Regions from separate parts of the Mus musculus genome. Here all the other regions are linked to region 1. The links are chromatin loops, found by intact Hi-C in ENCODE. Cell type or tissue: left cerebral cortex. All regions are shown on one strand.

Region 1 (4,000 bases):
ATCACCATCATCCTCGGTAGCTAATACAGAGCTGAGGTTTAGAGACACTTTTAAGTCTTAGCCAGTTTCATCCAGACAGATAGTGGCAGAGGTGGGGTTTCAGACCTAATCTTCCTTACCGAAGCCCCAGTTTTTCAGGGCTTTCTTAAAGAACCCTCGATGATGGGCATTTGTTCAAAAGGCACCATTCTTAATAACCAGCCTTTCAAGGTAGAAAGGGTAGAATAAAGGACTGTGAGCTGCAATTAGAAGGGACTCTGTTACCAGTCATTCCATGATATGCTGAGCACAACCTATCCAGGAACCAATCAAGCATTAGAGCATAAGATATCAAAATGGGGAGCATCTTTCATCTACATAGTGTATGTCATGTGACCCAGTTTTCTTCCTCTCTCTCTCTCTCTCTCTCTTTCTCTCTTCCTTTCTTTTTCAAGGCAATTAAAGAAAAATTAAGTTGCCTACAATGAAAGGGGTGGACACTATTTGTTTATAATTTTGTCTAAGATTATACCAAAATTATTAGGCTCATTCATTTTCATTCATTTGGGCAGATATTATTCATATTCCTATTAAACAGATATTGATTGAGGGTCTGCTGTGTACCAGGTGCCAGAGAAACCAGAGCAGCCTGTCATTGGCAAGACTCACAGCGCTTCTGTGCTGTGTAAATAAAAGAGGCAGAGAGGCGCTCGGCAGTATTCTGGAGTGAGCAGGGGTGTCACAGAGGAATATAAGATCCAGAGTAGAATGCGTGAAAATATTACCAACAACAAAATGAACGACATCATTAGAGAACAATCTAGTGAAGAACAAAGAAAATGATGGAGCTTACCTGGGGGAGTAAATATATCTCACCAAGATGTGTTCCTAGCGTGGAAAGCAAAAGTCTACAGTGGAACAGAGGGCCATAATTGAACATAGCGGCCACTGGACAGGAAAGAATAACAAGTAGTCCCTGAGGACTCTCAGAGGCTAGAAAAAGAGAAAATGTAAAGACCAAATGATCCCAGCAGCAGCTTCAAATTGCTAGTTATGTGTCTGCGAGTGACTCCCTGCTTCTCATTTTCCTTCTCAGCATCTCATCTTTGTAAACCCAGAGAATCTAGCTCTGTGGTTAGACTGAGGCTGGGTCACCGAGCACCTCGCTTTAATAAGAGGTACACTGAGTGTGTGGAGATCTCATTTCCCCCTGAGCCTGTTGATGTCTGCTCAAGTATTGGCAGTGGATCTCAGCACACAATAATTCACAGAAATGCATTTCACAGCCTTGAGTCGGGTAGAATCTGTGGCTAACTTACAACCCAGAGGCTTTACCCGAACACTGTCTGTTAAGTGCAATTTGTGTTTAAAATAATAATCTCATATGGTATTTGTTTTCTGAAATGAAGGTAGGCAGAAAGTGAGAGAGAGAGAGAGAGAGAAAGAGAGAGAGGGAGAGGGAGAGAGAGAGAGAAGGAGAGAGAGAGAGAGAGTTCTGTTTCACAAAATTAACTATCTTAGACTTTGTAGACAATCTTTATTTAGTTGTATATATATAAATCACATACATGTAGGAATTTATTTGGTTTGATGATTAGCTTATAAGGACAATATTTGTACAGAGTCTGTGTGTATGAGGGGATTGATTGAAGATAGGTTTAAAAAATGCCCATAAAGTGTTTGGCCCACAAACAGCAATTCACCTTCAACGGGTTTCAGCCTTGTTCATCCTGCCCACTGGCCAGAAGGCGACACAGTAAACCTGTGTAGAGTAACCCAGTGAGCCTCCTCTTCTGCTTGGCTATGGCTCCTGGCCCTCTTCCCAGTCTTACACAGACCACTGTGACATTCCAGTTCATCTGGCTGAAGCCAAAAGACGTCCTCTAACACCATCCTGAGTCGGCAGACTCCAGCTAGTCACAAGCATATCCCTCAGCACCAGCACCAGGAGGAGGCTCCTGTGCCTGCCAGTCTCCTGCCAAGTTTATTCCCTCGCACAGGAGAGTGTGGGTGCTGCCAGAGAATGTTCTGGGGGCTGGATGGTACTGCGAGAAAACCAACGCAACGTTAGAATATGTTCTTATGCCGTTCTCCTTTCATACTGAATACTAACTACTGAGGACCTCCATTCCATTCTATCAGCATATCAGAAACAGGCCCAAAAAAGCCACTGTTTTCTCAAAGGAAAAAGGAAAATGAAATTTTACTTTAAGTCATTTTCTGTTCTTTTTATTTTTAGGGATTTCTCCCTCTCCAGTATGGAAAGCCTTTTTCCCCTCTAATAATAACCTCAGTGCATCTGTCTCTTCTGGTGGTCTCAGTGACTTCCAGGATCACCCCTCTGCAAACAAGTCTCAGTTGGAATGCAGAAGTCTGTTATTTCTTGGCTCTATGATTCCTCCTACAAAGTTTAATGGAGATAACAGTGGAAGGTTAGACTCCCTCTCCTCTGAAGAGATGCTTGTGGGGAGTGAGCGTCATGTGTTTTAGTTTTTTCCTGTAATGCAGAAGGGAATCATAAAGGGCTTTCAGCCTGAATGGGAGTGTCTGATATGACTTATCTCAAATAATGATTCTCCTAGTAAGCACACAGTAGGATCACATGCAACCTGGATTTCACCCTGGTGTGTCCGGGTGGGACCTTGAACCTAAATTTCCCAAGCTGCCAAAGGAATCATGGTCTGAGGAATGCACATGAGAACTGTTGGCCCAGGCAGTGGTTTTCCCTCCCTGGCAATACAGAATCCATTCCCTGCCAGCCCCCAACCCGAGAGACACCTACTTAGTGGGTCTGCGACTACAGCATAGAGAAGGACATTGTAAACTCCTCAGAGAACAAGGAGGGTCCGGGGATGAATGCAGTCACAATACACTATATATTCATATGAAAGCGACTTTATGAAATCCACCACTGCATAAATATATACACACGAATTACAGTACATATTTGGAAAAATAAAACCAAAAATTCTTTCCAGGCAGTCCTCTTGATTGTGTTCTAAACTCCCTGACATCTGTTAGGTCTCCCATTTTTAATGAGTTCCCTTGTCTGTGAAGGCAGCTTAAGCTCACTTCCTCTGACTTCCACTGTGATCTCTCATACTACCCTGAGTACCCACCCTAACCGCAGTTCATAGCCAGCATAACCACTTCTGCCTGCCTGCCCTTCAGGTGACTCCTAATGGTTAAGAGATTAAAACAAACCATCATTCACTGGGATGGTGTGATGTTAATGCAGTCTACACAAATTTCTGGACATTTTGATAAAGGAGCGTATAATTCAGGTGATCAATTTAGGACCTTCATTTCAACACTTGAAAGCACCTCATGGTTTTTTGATGCAACTGATTCGATTATTAGGGAACATCACACCGCTCAATAGTTAATTAGGCTTTTACACAAACCGGATTCTTAACTTCTCCTTGAGGTCTTCTAACGACAAAATAAAAATGAAATGTCTTCAAACAAAAGAAAAGGCCTATTAGTTAAACATCCTTGATCCGAGGATTCTAATGCAACAGCATTGATATTTTAAAAAGTGCATGTTGTCTGGAATTTGGGGAATTTTCCAATATGTTTGAATCTCCAATAGTTTGTGCATGACTCTCAAAAAAAAGAGAGAGAGAGAGAGGGAGAGAGAGAGAGAGGAAAAGGTCAACTATTCTTATTCTCAGCCCTCTGGAGGGAAAGACACTTGGCTGTTCATCTCATATGCATCATCTGAGAAAGCAAACCACGAGGAAGGCAGGCAGTGGTATTCCTATTGTCAGGTGCTCATTACTATGTGGTAAATAAATGCTACCCAGATTTGACTAAAAGCATTGAAGTTGGGGGCATTTCAACTAATGGATTACATTCATCGCCACTTGAACTTATGGCATAAATATAGCTTGCATTTGATTTTTTTTTTTTTGCTCAGTATTAAAACTGATATTTAGAGTAGTGGGAATAATGTCTGTTGTATGTGCATCCCTACAGTTGATTCTTCCAACAGACATAAATCTGGTACATATCAGAAGAC
Region 2 (4,000 bases), 120 kb after region 1:
AGGAGTATGGGGCTGCTCCAACTGTCCACAGCAGCTGACTGTGATTTGCCTCATGCTCTAGCAGAGGTGTGGTTGTGCCAGCTGTAGATAGTTTCTACAGTTGTGTGATGTTTGGAATTCTGGGAACTCTTCAGGGGGTGTATAAATGCTAGGTCCCTGGAGAAGGGTTTGTTGGTGAGTGTTGGTTGTTTAGGGAGGATGATTGCAGTTTATTAGTAGTCATTCTCAAAGAAGAAACAAAAGGAAAGAAATTAGATTTTGGGAGCACTCTCTCTCCCTCCTTTTCTTCTTTCTTTCTGTCTCTCTTATCTAGTGTTAGGGGGTGAAACCAGGAGAAGAAACAGTGGCAAAAAGAAGAACCTACAAGGTAGCAAAGACCAGCTACACCCCTCCCCACCCCCACCCAGCCCTGTTTCCAACATGTCTGTAGGAAGCCACCATCCTAGCAACACTAGCCCATTCTCAGAAGTGTATTCCTGGCCCCTAAAAGGTGCGTAAGAAATATATAGAAAGCACTGTTGCAAAAGGCAATTTAGAATTACACTCCCCACTCCTCTAGGCTTGGCTTCCATGGCAAAGAAGGTGTCAGTGTTAAGCTCTTAACAGATTCAGTGGCTTGCATAACCTCCTGAACCTGTTTCCTCATTTGCAAAGCAGGGAATGACATCACTCTCTGTACAGGTGGGAAGACTCTAATGCGATGAATTATGCATGAATCCAGCCCGTAAACCACTTGTATGTGACTTTTCTGCCATCTCTCTACATACCATCTACTCGTTTTTTAGCTCCCAATGGCTTATTTCTGTGAGACAATCCCAGCAGAGCAAGCTCAGTTCCAGAACCTCCTATGCCCTCAGATATGTAAATTGTTTCCTACAGTACAGTTTCCTGGAGTAGTTTCTATTCCCACCCCTGGAACATTCCTGGTTCCCCTAGGAGTCGCGCCACCCACCGAATGGTTCAAACACTTTCCCAGTCTACTTTGAGCAACTGTGAATCCTTCTGTCTGTACAATTATTTTTATGTACCATGCATATTTAAGTAGGAGAACAAGCACCTACACTAGGGTTGGGGAGTAAGGATGCTTCTGTTCTCCTTTGCACTGTGTGGGCCAGTCGCCTCAGTTGGTTAGCATGGCTTGCTCCTGAGCCAGGAGTGGTGGCCTCAATCCACACGGGAGCCAATCCACTCCAGTGTCTCTGGCCCACATCGTGCTGGAAGCCTGACTCTGGAACTCCATCCCCCACCACAGATTAACTCTTCTGCTCCCTACACAGATACTTCACCATGCCAGGCTTAACTTTAATGGTTCATTAAAACAACCAGTCCTCAAACACACCCCACTTACAAGGCCTATGCGAGGTACGGGGCTGAATCCGTTAGCTACCCCATGCCTTCGTGGGGTCTGTAGCCTAACTTGAGTGGGAAGCTCAAGTAAGCCAGCAAACATTCGTATGCTTGTAAATTCTTCAAAGAGCCCTTGGAGAAGTGGGCATTACTCAGTAGCAAATGACAGCAAGAGGGAGCCATTTCAAAAGAGTGGCTACGAGAGGTTTCTCCAAAGAGACAGGTGTCCATGCTGAGACTCCAGTAAGAAATCACAGACAAGTGAAGAGTGAAAGAAGACAGAATGATATCGGTGTTTGTAATGACATACAGTGACCCCTTTCCGTGTGGACACTGAAATGAGAACACGACCACAGCATCTTCTTGGTGTGCTTGCTTTGGGCGCTGGCCGGGGCACAGCACCACAATCTCACGGGTCTTCTGCAATGTTAGGGCCTTTGCCTAGGAGGAGGAGGAGGCAGCATGTATCATTGTTTCTTCTCTCGAAGCTCCTAGCAGTCCCAAAGTCCCAGGAGACCTCTGCAGACATGAGGAGAAACAATTACAAAGCAGGAATGTGGTGGACTCTGACTCTGGAATCAAAACTGTTCCTTGCTCAGTCTTCATGCACTGGGAATATTGACCCTGTGTGAGTTCTCTGGACCACGCTTGGGTGCCTTTGCCAGCCAAAGGTCCCTAAGAGCCTCCAATTCCTGTTATCTTTGGTACTTCTTTAGCAAACCCTAACCAGATCCTGAATGTATCTCCTTGCTCTTGTATTACTTTGCTTCTATTTTATATCATATCTTCACAAGATTTTCATATTTTTGGCTCCTCACAATAACTATATGAGGGCAACAGGTTTAGAATACGAATGAAGCAAAGTTAACAGAAATTATGCTTTGGTTTCTCCGCAAAGTACCTACCCCTGGGCTTTCTGAATACAAAATACACCATATCCAAATGTTTGTTTTCTTGGGGAAACCGGTATGGTGGAATCTTAAAAGCACATTTGCTGCAGAACGGGAGTAGTGTTTGTGTGTGGTTATAAGGTTTTTCAGTATGGAGTAGTGCTCAGATCAAACCCAGCACCTTGTGCCTATGTAGGCAGGCATACTATCACTGAGCAACACTGCCACCCCAAAATCCGCTTTTTAAATCTAGACTCTTCTAGTCAGTTGACTATACCATCTTGAACCTCGGTTTTTCTCCATTAGAAATGGGGATTACAAAGCCGGGTTCAGAGAGTTAACAAGGAAGGCACCAAGCCCCGCCCCCTAGGCGGGATGCTTGCAGTGCCTTTGCCGCTGCCCTGCCATCTTCCTTCAGCCATTCTCTTTCTCAACACACCTTGAGGCTGAACCCAGCAGATGCAAAGAGTACTTACTACACAGAGCCGCCTCCTCCTCCTCCTCTTACTCCTCCTCCTCTTACTCCTCCTTTTACTCCTCCTCCTTACACAGAGCTCCTCCTCCTTCCTGCCTACACCCCATACTCACAAGCCCTGCTATTTCTGCTGACAAGATGGCTCTCAGAGCAGCCGTCTCTTCCCATCACCATTCATTTTTCATTCAACAATTCCTTATTGAGCACTTACTATGTGCTGCCACTATGCTGGACACGGGGAGCGCAACAGCGAACAAAGCCTGTCCCCGACCTACTTTTCATTTGCTGGCCTGTGGTCATCCCCACCCCAATCCATTCTCACTATTAACACCAGCATTGTTGTAACAACAAAAACAAGGCCAGCTCTGGCCTCTTTTTCTTCTTTTTCCTTTTAGATCTTAGTTTCCCTTCAATTGCAACGTAAATAAATATCTCTTGTCTTTAATGAGTATTTACTGTCTGCCCAACATCATTCCAAATGTTTGTGTGTGTGTGTGTGTGGTTTTTTTTTTTTTTTTTTAGCATGTTGTAGAATTTAAAGTTGAAGAGCACGTTCCTTTTAGACAGCCCTTCATCTGACTTGACCCACTCCAGTGGACTGACCACAGATACACCTAAAAATCCCTCTCACCAACATGTGTTACTCTTATGCTCCTCTGGTCTTACACACAGTATCTCTCCTCCCGAAAGCTCCTCCCCTTACTTCTCCACGTGGGAAAGCTCGAAACTGTCAGCGAAGTCTGTCTTCTATGCCAGGAGGCCATCTGCAGCTCCCAGAGACCTCGTCCGATCCTCTCTGAACCTCCCCACCTTCAAACATGTCAGTCCACCTCCCTGCCTAGTGTTCCTTGAGGCAGTTGTATCTCAATTATTTCTGAGTGCCTCTCAGCAATTTAATACTACCCAGTGTACAAAACCTCAGGGGGTGGGGGAGTGTTGTTGAGTGGATGAAAGAATGAACAAAAATTATTTCTTTGTTCTCCACCAAGGCATGACTCTTGGAATGGAATCTACCAAAGAAAACATGGATACATAGAGTGGACAGAGTTCTGTCAAGGACACAGTGACCAACGTTCACTCACCATGCTATGGTTCTTTAATAGGCTTTCCTTTCATTATCCTGTCTTAAGCATCAAAGGAGATAGACTTTGTTCTTTGTGAGATCAGGTCTTGGCTGGCCTGGGTGATGTGCGCATGGGTAAAGGGAGTAGAGAAAGAACCACTACCCCTTAAATCTCGTCACTCTCATTTTTGTCATTTGTATTACGTAGAAAATGACTTGCAAGCA
Region 3 (4,000 bases), 76 kb after region 1:
TTCCGTGACTGCAAAACCAAGAAGACACATTTACCTCAGCACACAGGTATCTGAGCTCCAGAATGGAAAACTGAAGGGAATGACCTACCTTCAAAGCCACTGAGAGTTTGCTAATCTCAAAAGAAGCTACCCAAAACATGCCCCCGCCTCTCCCCTCCTCTCCTCCCAACATTCAGGTGCCGTTCATTAGAGTACAGATAGCATGCAGGCTGATTCTTTCTTTACCTGTGTAAGATGTAGAAGCAGAAGCTTTGGGGCGTTGGTGTAGCTCTGCCATACAGAGTGCATCAGGGCCTGTCCCTATTTACTCCCCAGTGCTGGGGGTTTCGGGAACTTTCTTTCCTGATGCAAACGGGAATATGTCTGAATTTCATATGATTAGATGCCCCTAGTTCACACGCCTGGAATGCCCAGCTTTATGTCCCGGGGCCTGCGTGTTGGTAATAGACGAACCCTGGGAACTATGTGAATCCCACAGAAGTAGGCAGTGACATAGCAGCAGACAAGAAACAGTGTCTGGTGTTGCTGAAAGAACTGGCTACATCACCCTTTTGAGTAATGACAAGACCTAAGTCACAGGGTTGTGAGGATGAAAGGAAGGATACACAGATCTCTGGGGAATTGTAGGTGCTCACTAAACTTACCTCTTACAAGAAGCGCGTTGCATTTTTGTTTCAGTCTTTTGAGTTTTTGCACCTGACCAGGACCTTTGCTTGCCTTGGCTTTGAAGCAATAAATAAAGTGGATCGCCCTGCACACATACTGTTAGGGATTTATCATGTTAGCCATTCCCTTAAATATTCTGTTAGAATTTTTACAGAGATCCTGAGGTGATGTTTATTTTGCCACCAGACCTCAGCTCTTCTCTGAGACTCTGTGGCTCCCACAGGAGCCTATGTGGGCAACTTAAAACACTTGCAGATGCAACGTTGAAGAACCTGAGGACCAAGATGTATGGGTTGGCAGATGTGCTGTCCATGGGACCAGTATAGCATTGTGCAGGCTAAGACAAAATGATTTCTGTTTATTTATGTTAAGGAAACCCATCCTGGGATTTTCAAAATAGCAAAGTCTTGTTTAAGATCAGTTACAGGAACACTTCCTTTAATTGGCATAATTTTGAAAAAAAAGCCTTGGCCAAAGTAAACATTTCTACAGATGTTGGTAGTAGTTACCAACTATTACTGGTGGAAACGGAGGAGGGCAGATGATTTGAGCCTTATCAAATCTTAACTGAGACCCTTTAATCTACTGAGCCAAGGTTAGGTCGGCAAACGCTGCAGGAACCCAAGTCACACAGGATGGCCCAGATCCACACAAGTTGAGTTTTACACTGCGGGTGGCTTCTGTGGTGCAAACACAAAGCAGCTTGCTTAGTGGGAGGAAACACTGGAGTGGCCTCGAGTGAAGCAGGACCCGCCTTCACCCCCTCCAGTCCACTACCACCTCATCCCCAGGGCAGTGACAGCCAGCCGTAGTGACCGTGGCTCTTGCCATCCCTGCTGCCGCCACCGAGCTAGTTGGTGGTCACCTGGGCGCCGGCGGAGCTGCCGCCCCAGCGGTGTCTCCAAGCGCAAGAAGGGGGCGGCGGAGGCGCAAGATATCCATAGTAACCGAGGATGCTAGGGGCGCGGAGCGCGGGCGAGCGGGAGCACCGAGCCCCCGCGCGCGCCAGCCGGCCCAGCTAGGCACCCCGCGGCCCGGCGCCCCGTTCGGCGGGACCGCAACGGTAAGCCTGGGCGGCCCAGGCACGGACACCTCCCACTGCCCACGCCCTCCGCGGCCGCAGAACAATGGAGAGCGCCGCCCGCTGCCAGGAGACGCCGCCAGGGGGGCGGACGGAGTGGCGGGGGGCGAGGATGCGCTGCCGCCCGCGCTGCTGGCGCGCGCCGCGAGGAACCAGAGCACTAGCGAGGGCGCGCGGCGGGGGGGGGGGGGCGGGGGCGCGCGGCGTGGAAGGGGCGGGGGGGTGGTGAGCGCGCCGGTCCCCGGAGCTCGTGGGGATCCGGCGCCTCTCCCACCACCCTCGCCGGCGCGCTCCCTCCTCTCCCTCGCTTGCTCACGTTCACTGGAGGGGGCTCTGCGGGGAGGAGGGGGAAGATGCTTAGAGGCGACGGCTAAGGGGCGGCAAGAGGCGTGAGCCGCGCGTCCGCGTCCTCGGGGCGGGAGCCCGGCAGCCCTCTCGGATCCCGGATCCCGGCCAGCCCACAGCCGCCGCTAGTGGCGCGCGGCTAGGGTGAGTGGCGCGCGCGGCGGCGGCGGGCGGGCAGCGCGGGCGGGCGAGCGAGCGAGCGAACGAGCAAGGTTCGGTTTCTTCCCTCCCCCCCCCCTCCCGCCCCCCGTGCGTGGCCCCCGCTGGCGAAGATGCGCCTCTGAGAAGTGCGGCTGCAGCCGGGGCAGAAGCCGAGGGCGTCCGGCAGGAAAGCCGCGAAGGGCTGCGGAGACGGTTTGCGGGGCGTTTGTGGCAGCCTTGGCTAGCGGTCTCTACTGTGTGGGGGTTTCTTTTCTTTTTTTTCCTTTTTCTTTTCTTTTTCTTTTTGTAACCCGTTTTGGTTATTGGTTATTTGTTTGTTTTTCCCCCATTACCATCCGGAGCTGGGCTTATTCTCCATTTCCTTTTCCTCAACCTTGGGGTTCTGAGGAGTTTGAAAAGGTAAAGTGCCGGGCATCTTTCCGAATGGTTTGACTTTCAGGAGCCTGTCTTTTACAAAGGTCATTTGTCTTCGTTGTTTAGAAACAAAAAACAAACAACAACAAAAACAAAAAAATACCATGAGATTGTCAGGTGTGTTTTGAGTCTCCTGGACTCAGTAGCAGAAAAAGCGGCCAGCCGGGTCGGCAATGAAATGAGCTTGCTGTCTCTCCGTGTGTGTGTGTGTGTTTGTGTGTGTGTGTGTGTGTGTGTGTGTGTGTGTGTGTGTACACGTTGGTCAGTCCGAGAGGGAGGTGGGCATGGACCCTCCAAGCTACGCCTTGGAGATCAGCAACGGAGCAGCAGAGACTGCAGTTTACTGCTTTCAGGAAGGTCGGGTCAGCATTTCCATTAAAACCCAAAATTCTGTGCTTGTAACTTACTCCAGGCTGAAAGTTGCCCAAGCCCGTCAAGGGCTTCTTTTTATAAGAAGGCTGGCACTGCCGCTTATTTATCTGTTCATTTATTTCCCCAAGAAAATCCGCCGTTTATAAACACCGAGTCCCTCAAACAAATGGGAGGCTCGGGAAAGCCTTGCATTTTCAGCGCTTGGCCAGGAAGGCTAGATCACCGCAGTTGGTTTTCCTTCCTGAACACTGAGATGTTAGTTTGAGGGTGAAAATTCCTGCATATGTGCACAGGGCTGAAAGCAAATGAACCTCGGGGCCCTTAACTGTTCTTAAACACTTACCAGTATTCCGATGCTGGCTGTATGGAAAAATTGCTTCTGGGAAGACAGACTGTGGGACATAGTAATGATACCACAGCATGGAGCCCTGGAGTCCAGGATAAAACGCATCTAAATGTTGGCACGAGTTGGCAAAGGACCTATGCTCTTCTCTCTAGGAGTCTTTAATTAAGGTAGGTCCCCTCCCCCGAAGTTCCCAGCCTAATGGAAGAGAGGAGCGATTGGGAAAACCCCAGCGGTTCCTTCCAAAGCTTGTTCTTGTATTCTGCAGATGAGATTGTGCGACGAGATGCCAGTAGTGTCTGGGTTATTTGAGTCCATAGTGTTGACGGTTCTGTGACAAAATGGGCTGCAGTGACTAGTGCTGGCGTTGAGCCACCGCAAAGGGCTTTCTTATGAAGTGTTCGGTTCTGTCTTGTCGGACCTAGTCCTGAGAACTGCTTGGTGCGGGGCAGGGATCCTCTTGGGCTGAGGTGTGGGGGGCCCAGGGGGCAGGAAGGAGTAAGACTTACAAATGAAATTAAATCAGATGTATGCTAACTGGTGGTCTGGGCAATGCTTAAGACAAACACAAGCCCAACTTCACAATGCAGGAGAAACACAATGTGTGTGGGGGGAGG

The links. Hi-C counts contacts between places; a loop is a spot of excess contacts. Peaks named below come from ENCODE experiments on the same cell type or tissue, not always from the same donor. Only the 100,000 strongest peaks of a DNase experiment are listed, where the experiment ranks them.
Region 2: a loop joins it to region 1, with 2.6 times the contacts of the local background. A loop is called at or near these places in 2 of 42 quality-filtered maps.
Region 3: it touches region 1 in a loop (3-fold over the local background); 3 of 42 quality-filtered maps call a loop at or near these places.

What each region holds. Positions count from the first base shown.
Region 1 is chr10:90,751,432-90,755,431 of GRCm38, forward strand. The region is part of intron 17 of Anks1b (ankyrin repeat and sterile alpha motif domain containing 1B); the gene reads left to right. Among named protein-coding and RNA genes, the nearest start is that of Apaf1, 330 kb to the right of the region's middle. In left cerebral cortex, a CTCF peak has its summit at 1,959; a DNase peak (open chromatin) is centred at 1,965; H3K27ac peaks cover 2,449 bases.
Region 2 is chr10:90,872,409-90,876,408 of GRCm38, forward strand. All of the region lies in intron 17 of Anks1b (ankyrin repeat and sterile alpha motif domain containing 1B), which reads left to right. Among named protein-coding and RNA genes, the nearest start is that of Apaf1, 210 kb to the right of the region's middle. In left cerebral cortex, a CTCF peak has its summit at 1,511; DNase peaks (open chromatin) are centred at 643, 1,008 and 1,467; H3K27ac peaks cover 1,275 bases.
Region 3 is chr10:90,827,445-90,831,444 of GRCm38, forward strand. The region is part of intron 17 of Anks1b (ankyrin repeat and sterile alpha motif domain containing 1B); the gene reads left to right. Among named protein-coding and RNA genes, the nearest start is that of Apaf1, 250 kb to the right of the region's middle. In left cerebral cortex, no CTCF peak of the experiment used is centred here; DNase peaks (open chromatin) are centred at 1,580, 2,156, 3,069 and 3,621; H3K4me3 peaks cover 2,943 bases; H3K27ac peaks cover 3,088 bases.